Regions from separate parts of the Homo sapiens genome. Here region 2 is linked to region 1. Evidence: chromatin loops called from intact Hi-C (ENCODE). Cell type or tissue: endothelial cell of umbilical vein. All regions are shown on one strand. Links, peaks and the distances in the headings refer to the core of each region. The heading gives the core; the rest is flanking DNA.

Region 1 (4,399 bases), core at 311-4,310:
CGAAATCTACCAACGCTTGAATGGCATGTTTTCATTTCACTCAGTGATCTCTGAACATTGATCTTCCCTTGATCATTTCCCAATTTCCTAGGCTCAACCAGGGAAACCCACTGAATAGCAAGTAATCTAGCAAATTCTTTACCTTCTCTGTTAGTATAATTGATCAACAATATCCATTGCTCTTTTAAAACACATGGATGTAGATGTATATATATATACACATTTATGTATCACTGTATTCTTTTTTTTTTTTTTTTTTTGAGACGGAGTTTTGCTCTTGTCACCCAGGCTGGAGTGTAATGGCTCATTGCAACCTCCACCTCCCAGGTTCAAGTTATTCTCCTGCCTCAGCCTCCCGAGTAGCTGGGATTACAGGTGCCCACCACCACACCTGGCTAATTTTTGTATTTTTAGTACAGACGGGGTTTCACCATGTTGCTTGGCCAGGCTGGTCTCGAACTCCCGACCTCAGGTGATCCACTCGCCTTCGCCTCCCAAAGTGCTGGCATTGCAGGCATGAGCCACTGTGCCTGGCCTATCACTGTATTCTCAAAAGTATTTTTAGAAAATTTGGCATGTTTCATGCTGATTTTTTGAGAGAAATATAGTTAACTAGTAAAGCACAAATTAAAATTGAAAAGGTAGAGCACACCAATCATTTTTCTTTGTGATATACACACATGCATAATATTTATGAAAACAACCATTCTTAAGCATTGAAACAAGGCCATTGGGAACCTTGGACTTGGTTTGGGTACATCTAGAACATTTACATGATGGTGAGTTCCTGCTGCTTCATCTCTAAAATGGAGCTGGTAATACTCACTCTGCAATTTATATCTTTAACTTCCTTTGTGTATAGGCTAATGTACATATTTTCCACATTGTGTAGCAAATATAGCCCCCCTGTGTGACACTGAAAAACAATTGTGATTTTCCCCACCCTCCCCACCCACAAAAGAGTCAGTACCAAGTAGACTATGTCCTCAATTCTCCTACCTGTGATTTTTAAATTTTTTTTTTTTTTTTTACTACTGAGTAATCACCAACTCTCTGTTACATCCCAACACTGCAAACCTATGAAACAAAACACGGACCAGAACTTCTGAAATAAAGCAGAAAGGTAGAATTCATTTTAAGCCACCACAATTGGCAGGCCAAGAGTTAAGAAACAGTGTGGACATTAGCATTAAGTATTACCTACAACAAAAATTTAGGGTTGCGTGGTCTGTAGGCATTTTCCCCCTCACATGGAGAACTAAGAAACTTCAAATTTTTATTTTTATTTTTATTTTTTTGAGACAGAGTCTCACTCTCTGTCACCCAGGCTGGAGTGCAGTGGCGCGATCTCACTGCAACCTCTGCCTCCCATGTTCAAGCGATTCTCCTGCCTCAGCAAATTTTTATTTTATTTTATTTTGAGACTGGGTCTCATTTTGTTGTCTAGGCTGGAGTGCAGTGGTGCAAACACTGCTCACTGCAGCCTCAACCTCCCAGGCTCAAGCAATCCTTCTGCCTCAGCCTCCTGAGTAGCTGAGACTACAGGCATGTGCCACCATGCCCAGCTAATTTTTTATTTTTTGTAGAGACAGGGTTACCCAGGCCGGTCTCAAACTCCTGGGCTCAAGCCATCCTCCCACCTTGGCCTCCCAAAGTGTTGAAATGACAGGTGTGAGCCATCGTACCTGACCAAAATTTTAGATGTTAATGTTAATAAACTTTTAAAAGAATCCCAAAATGCTGCTATGCCTGTATAGCAGAATATTCATCTCCTGGGTGAAACTGAAGGTGTTAAAACAAAAATTTCAAACTCACCCACTCTACTAGTTCTGGCAGATATTCCTGAGAATTTTAAATCCAAAGAATTTAAGGACTATTATGAAAGATACAAAGTCACAAATACCGTTTTACCTAGGAAGCATGTAAAGTCATGAATATTTTTCCCTAATTTTTAAAATAAAAAATGAGTTAGCTTTCAATAATTAAACTCATTCTTTGTTATATGTTTTATTATTATATTTGTTACTTAAAATAATTGAGACCTGGAAAATTGCTGTGAGAAACTCAATAGTCCATTTGATTAATATTCTAATGTAAGGTTATATTCAAGTCAGTTTAATTGTAATAATATTTGTATGCTTAAATAATATATACTGAAACCCTGGAGTAATCTTCTATTCCTCTGAAATACATGGTTATTAAGGAATGAGTTAAATATGTACAAGTGAATTTTTTAAAATGCCATTTGTTTTTCAGTTTACTAAAGAAAATGTATTTTTGCAACCAGGATCCACTGGGCTGCTTTATTCAACCCCGCGTCTCCCCGCCCCCACCTGTTCCACATGAGGCCTGAGCTATACTAAAATTTTGCAAAGCCTTGCATTGTTCTCCCTGACACCGGATCAGCCCACACAAAAAAGCAACTGCCCGCTCAAAAGCAATCCGGTGATGGAGCCTGGTGCTATCTAATCAAGGGCAAAAGGTCACTTCCGAACAACTGGGCAATAAAAGATTATTTCTAGCGACAAAACAGGGAGGCCCAGTGGTGGGGGGTAGAATGTGGGGAGGAGCTGGGGAGGAAGGAGGGCAAAAGGGCTCCAGTCTGTGGGAGGAAGTGCATTGACTCAAGGCAGCAGACGGGAACCATCTGGCTCCTTCTGAGGTCTGTTTTTTAAGACAAGAGAGAAAGCCCCCTTTAAAGGGGACAGTGACTCTGGGCTGTGCGATTCACACTTTTGCATAATATAAAACCAGCTTTCCCAGACCTAGAAAAATCAGGGAGAGAGGGAAGGAGGGAAGAAATCTTTCCCAAATGGAAGGATTTGTCTTAGCAAATGTTAACCAGAGGAACTGCTGCTTTTGGTCTCAGCAGATCAGTAAATAAACTCTCTTGATAAGCACTAAGTAGACGATCCAGCAACTGGTGTTTAATTATTATTTGAAGTTAACCTTAACTTAAAACACATGCACACACAGTTTTTAAAGAATATAAAATTCCGTTTTGGTGATACTGCTGTGCTAACATCTTCCGTCCTCCCAGGAGCTACTTCTGCTGCACCACTCCCTTCCCCCATCACCAATCTTCTGGCTTCCAGAGTCTTTTCACTTGTTCTTATTGAAGCACCTTTGAATGGGTGCGAGGAAATTAAAGGGCCTATTATATTCAGCCTAGTTGCTTTGGTCTGGGGAAAACTAGAATTACAGATAGTGTACCCTATTTTCCCCACCCTCCCCACCCACAAAAGAGTCAGCACCAAGTAGACTATGTCCTCAATTCTCCTATCTGTGATTTTTAATTTTTTTTTTTTTTTTTTTTTTTTTTTTTTTACTACTGAGTAATTACCAACTGAAATAGAAAGTGCCCAGGCTGAGAGATCACCGCTGGCTGTGTGGCTGCAGACATGAGATCCTGATTACAGTAATTCAAAATCTACAGAACAGGAAGCCTGATCATCTTCAGACTTGTTTCTCTTTTTTGAGGGGGTGGAGGAAGAGAAGTGCAGCATGGCTAACAGACCAGCAGATCTGGGACTGTTCAGGGTGGGCCACTGTTTGATATTCATGTTTTTCAATATAAGCATCTTTTTTTTAAATGGCTGTGTCTGAAAATTGGAATTTGGAATAAATATCTGCTGACCAACCCAGCAGCACTGCTAGGAAGGAAATAGAGCATTTAAATGTCTATTTCTCTGAGGACAACCAAACCTTTGTCCCAATAGAACACATTCACAAACTGTTCTACAGAGGAAATTTCATGTAAGTAGGAAGCAGAAATGGAGATAAGGAAACTAGAACTTGCTTTTTGACATCCACATAAGCATGAGAAAATATTATGACAGAAAAATAATAAAATGACATTATAAATGTCAATAACTTTTATTACTGTCTACTACATATTGGTCACTGGACATTAGGTATAATGGGACTGCCACAGAAAGGTACCTAACCATTTTCTCAAGGTGTTTATAATCTAAAAGTGGGTAGGATAAACCCACTTGGAAAACATGCAAAAGAATATATACATCAGTCCAATACTAATTGTTCCTTCATGCTTAAGGGATACTGGAATAAAATGTTCTTAGATTAGGCTGGGTTACTTTGAGAAGACTTTAATGGTGAGATGAATTTCAAACAGAATTTAAGAGAAGGGTAGCCAAGCGTGGTGGCTCACGCCTGTAATCCCAGCACTTTGGGAGGCCAAGGCGGGCGGATCACAAGGTCGGGAGTTCAAGATCGGCCTGGCCAATATGGTGAAACCCCGTCTCTACTAAAAATACAAAAAATTAGCCAGGCGTGGTGGCACACGCCTGTAGTCCCAGCTACTCGGGAGGCTGAGGCAGGAGAATGGCATGAACCCGGGAGGCAGAGCTTGCAGTGAGCCGAGACTGTGCCACTGCAC
Region 2 (4,399 bases), core at 226-4,225, 83 kb after region 1:
GGCAGGAGAATCACTTGAACCCAGGAGGCGGAGGTTGCAGTGAGCTGAGATCACGCCATTGCACTCCAGACTGGGCTTCAAGAGCAAAACTCTGTCTCAAAACAACAACAACAAACAAACAAACAAACGAAAACAAAGTGTTGCATGGGGAAAATGTCATGAGGACATCTTAGGCTGCAGGGATGAGGCAGGCAGGTGGCGAACACAGGTGAAGGGCCCCAGGTATAAGAAATACACAGCCCTCTCAGTCTACTTTCACTTCTCTTTTTTCAGAGATATGGGTACTGAGATGGTTTTCTATTCTAACAAAAACAACATGAGCATTCTGATAAGTGACAGTTCTGCAGCCTCAAGGTAAGTTACCTAATCTGGAGTGATGGGGCCTATGGTGAATTTGAATATGCCTTAGTCTGCTGTCTAAAGGAGGCAGCTGCCACCAGCTCCTGCTGAACACCATCTTGTGGGAATATGGGCCCAGTGTGGGCAGGAAAAAAATGTAAATTAAGGTTACTACTAAGAATATTGCACAAAAAAGCTTCTGTGGGCCCAGGCCCCTTTACAAGGATGGGGCAATTTATTGGCTCTGGCCTTTGGTGAGCAACCTGTGAAATTATCTTCCTAAAGATCACAGTAAGTACCTGGCTCTAATTCCCCACTTGCAAGCATAATGTTTACAATGGGGCAAAGGGTGGTTTTATTTGAAAGAGAAGAAAACTCGCCATCTTGCATTTTTGGGTATCAGACAATAGCAGTCAAAAGTTGCTCTGTGCTCCAAGTGCCCCTCATGGGCCAGGGGATACTCTCTGTTTAAACAGGAGCTTCCCTAAACTTTCAGTCCTGGGCTGGAGGAACTGCTCCATCAGAGTGGATTGGGTGGTCTCCCAGGGACGAGGGGTGTCCATCATGCTCTGCCCCAGTCTCCTGCCAGCTTTCTCTGCAGCCTCCGGGTTTACTTACTTCTTAGCAACTTTTGCTCCATTCTCTCTGCTTTCAGATGTCTTTCTTGGTTTTGGCATTTTACAGGAAGTCTTGGGGGCTCCTCCTGAACAATGCCACTGGGGGAATTATATGCAAAGGTTGATCCTATTTCTTTCCCTGAGGTTTACCAAAGACTGTTTTCTTTACATGATGCTGATAAAATAGGCCATCCTTTTGAATCTATCCTCTCTGCTATTTGCAGCCCTCTCCTTTCATGTCTTCTGGTTTCCACCACCCTGGGGAATTACATTGTTTAGCATTTCCGAGCAAAAAAAGAGCTGTCCTTTTGTTAGATTCTGCCTGTCACTAACCCCACACAGAATGCATACAAATCCATCCCAGCCCTGCTGTCCTTCTACTATGGCCTTCAATGGCCTATATGCAAAGCATGCCCTTTATTTTTCCAGAAACTGTCAGAGTACCCTAGTTCTCCTCCAAGTTAATTTCACATTATGTTACAAAGTGGGCAATGCCAAGTTATCAGAGACTTTGTTACCCACAGCTCTATGGAAGCTGTACCTTATATAAAGGAATTACCTGCCTGTTCCAAACTAGCTCTCTACAGCCTCAGGAAACATGGAATTTACATGTTATATTAGTCAGAGATCTCCAGAGAAACAGAACCATAGGATATTTATGTATTTATTTATTATGAGAGATTGGCTCCCATGATCATGGAGGCTAAGAAGTCCCATGATCTGCCATCTGTCTGCAAGATGGAGGCCCAGAAAAGCCAGTGATGTAGTTCCAGTTCAAGGGCAGAAGAAGACAGATGTCCCAGCTCAAAGAGAGAGTGAATTTGCTCTTCCCCAACCCTTTTGTTCCATTCAGGGCTTCTTTTCTAAGTCTACTGATTCAAATGCTAATGTCTTCTGGAAATACCCTTCCAAACATACCCAGAAGTAATGTTTTACCAGCTATCTGGGCATCCCCTAGTCCAATCAAGTTAACACATAAAATTGACCACTACATGCATAATACCCATTCATTTAACTAGATTAAAAACTCCACTGAGGAAAGAATGATAACATACACAGATTTTTTTATACTAGATCATTTAGCAGAATACATGCATGATTCACGGCACTCAGTAGATTTTAGCTATACTGCTTATTATAAAAGCAAGGGTTATGATTCTGATCATTCAAAACAGGATATGGTTGCAAAAAGTTAATGGAGTCTTTCCTAAATGAACACTTTGATTAACTAAACCTAACAGAGTGAAATTGATATAGGTTGAAGGATACCTAAATGTTCTTATTTCTGTGTTCTGACCGATTCTGACTGTGGCTGTTTGGAGCTATATAAATTAATAATTTGTAAAAAACAAAACCTTCAAATTTGTCTTCTGGATATCCTTCATTTGTCCTTTCTGGATAATTCTTTTTTGGATTCATACAATTTCCTTATTTTGTACAGGATGATTAAGATAACATGTGTTTGGCATTTGTTTACCATGAGTCATGTACCATGATCTTCCTGTCCAATTCAGTTTATTTTTTTTTAAGTAGAAAATGTTCAGACAGCTGGAACTTTTAAGTTCTATTTTTTTCTTTCAGTCCAAGGAAACTCACACATTGAGGCAGTTTTTTAAAGCTTCTACAAATGATCCCACAGTAAGGAAAAAGCTGATAACTCATGCTACTTGGCCAGTGGCCAGATTTGGGCAATCTTTGTAGGAAATTAAATATCTACATGAAGAATGGTCAACTTCATGGCAAAGATGTCTTGTGGGGTCACCTTGCTGTAAGAACTGTTGCTACCATGTCACTTTATCAAGCCCAGGAGGTAGTGTGTGAATTCTGGATGTCTTAATAGTCAAACTAGCAGCCTACTCCACACTCTCCTGGAGGCTAATCTTTTTTTTTTTTTAATGTTTTTTTTGAGACAGAGTTTCACTCTTGTTGCCCAGGCTAGAGTACAATGGCACAATCTCAGCTCACCACAACCTCCGCCTCCTGGGTTTAAATGATTCTTCTGCCTCCGCCTCCTGAGTAGCTAGGATTATAGGCATGTGCCACCACCCCTGGCTAATTTTTTGTATTTTTAGTAGAGATGGGGTTTCTCCATGTTGGTCAGGCTGGTCTCGAATTCCTGACCTCAGGTGATCCGCCCGCCTTGGCCTCCCAAAATGCTGGGATTACAGGCATGAGCCACTGTGCCTAGCCTCTGGAGGCTATTCTCAAAGAGTGGCCAGCCCTGACAGAGGTGGGTAAGGAAGTAGCTCTAAACTTTCAATAGAAAAATAAGAATTCAGGAAGCCCCAAACCATTATAGAAATTCGAAAGGCATCGATGCATTAGAGACTCACCCCCAAAAGCCAAGTGTCTAAGAAACTGAGCATAGACACAGTCAGATATAAATCATGGCCACCACTGGTGGTATTTAGAAAGGGGAAATGCTGGCAAGTGTGTGTCAACAATATTACCCAAATGGATGGCTCACCTGCCACTGACTAGGGAAAACAAGGAGAGTCATAACACTTATGTTTAGCCAGCCACGGTGGCTCTTGCCTGTATTCCTAGCTACTTGAGAGGATGAGGGGAGAGGACTATTTGAGCCCAGGAGTTCAAGTCCAGCCTGGGCAACATAGTGAGACTCCATTTCTTTAAAAAATTAGTAAAATAAAAGCACTCATATTTATATATTGAGGTTTCTTTTATCCTATGAGTTCAAGTATTCACCAATATGGTTTCAGTCATCTTCACAATATTAAAGCTAACATTCCCTTTAGTCAACTTAAGCCATCTCTCATTGCTTGTTCTTAATAGAATTTCATTTTCATAACGTCAGAGCTGCAGGCCTTCCATGTTTCAGCCACCTAAGGGAGGAAGGAAACTGACACTATGGGAGCATCTTCCAATTCAGGCCCCCATACTAGGCACGGTTACTGTTCTGGCAGCTTAGAAGGCCCCCTAGATTTATGCAACCATGGTTTTCTGCTCATGACCAAGATGGCCCACCAGCAGCTGCATTCTTGGAGATTGTAGATGAAACATTTTGTCTGTGGTAGGAAGGAAGCTTGTTGCTGCCGTCTGGCAGGATCATGCTGTTACAGTGTTCCACCTGCTTAGCAGGCTGGTCCGGCTGCAGCAGCTATTTGCAATTCCTCATGTCACTCATGACCTGCCACTACCTCAATTCACACTGCATGGACCTCCCCTTTCCTGCTCTGGGACTTCTGGTTGCCACTGAGCTGTGAGATTCAGTGATATCTCTTGGTGCCCATGCTCTTGCAAGAGCTCATCTGGCCAGCCCATCATGCTGCAGACTGCAGAGAGGCAGGTAGGGAATGCTGATGACTTTTTGTGGCTCACATTGCGGAGCCTCTTGGGTCAGCTTCTAGAAAGATTAGGTCATACACCCGGAAGTGCAGAAAGCAGACACCCTGTGGGCAAACTTTAACCAATGAGAGTGGTAA

Evidence for each region. Hi-C counts contacts between places; a loop is a spot of excess contacts. Peaks named below come from ENCODE experiments on the same cell type or tissue, not always from the same donor. Only the 100,000 strongest peaks of a DNase experiment are listed, where the experiment ranks them.
Region 2: a loop joins it to region 1, with 9 times the contacts of the local background. A loop is called at or near these places in 2 of 110 quality-filtered maps.

The regions. Positions count from the first base shown.
Region 1 is chr4:123,442,619-123,447,017 of GRCh38, reverse strand. No RefSeq gene overlaps it. Among named protein-coding and RNA genes, the nearest start is that of SPRY1, 48 kb to the right of the region's middle. In endothelial cell of umbilical vein, for the core only: no CTCF peak of the experiment used is centred there; a DNase peak (open chromatin) is centred at 2,567; H3K27ac peaks cover 916 bases.
Region 2 is chr4:123,359,797-123,364,195 of GRCh38, reverse strand. No RefSeq gene overlaps it. Among named protein-coding and RNA genes, the nearest start is that of SPRY1, 35 kb to the left of the region's middle. In endothelial cell of umbilical vein, for the core only: no CTCF peak of the experiment used is centred there; a DNase peak (open chromatin) is centred at 2,565; H3K27ac peaks cover 2,055 bases.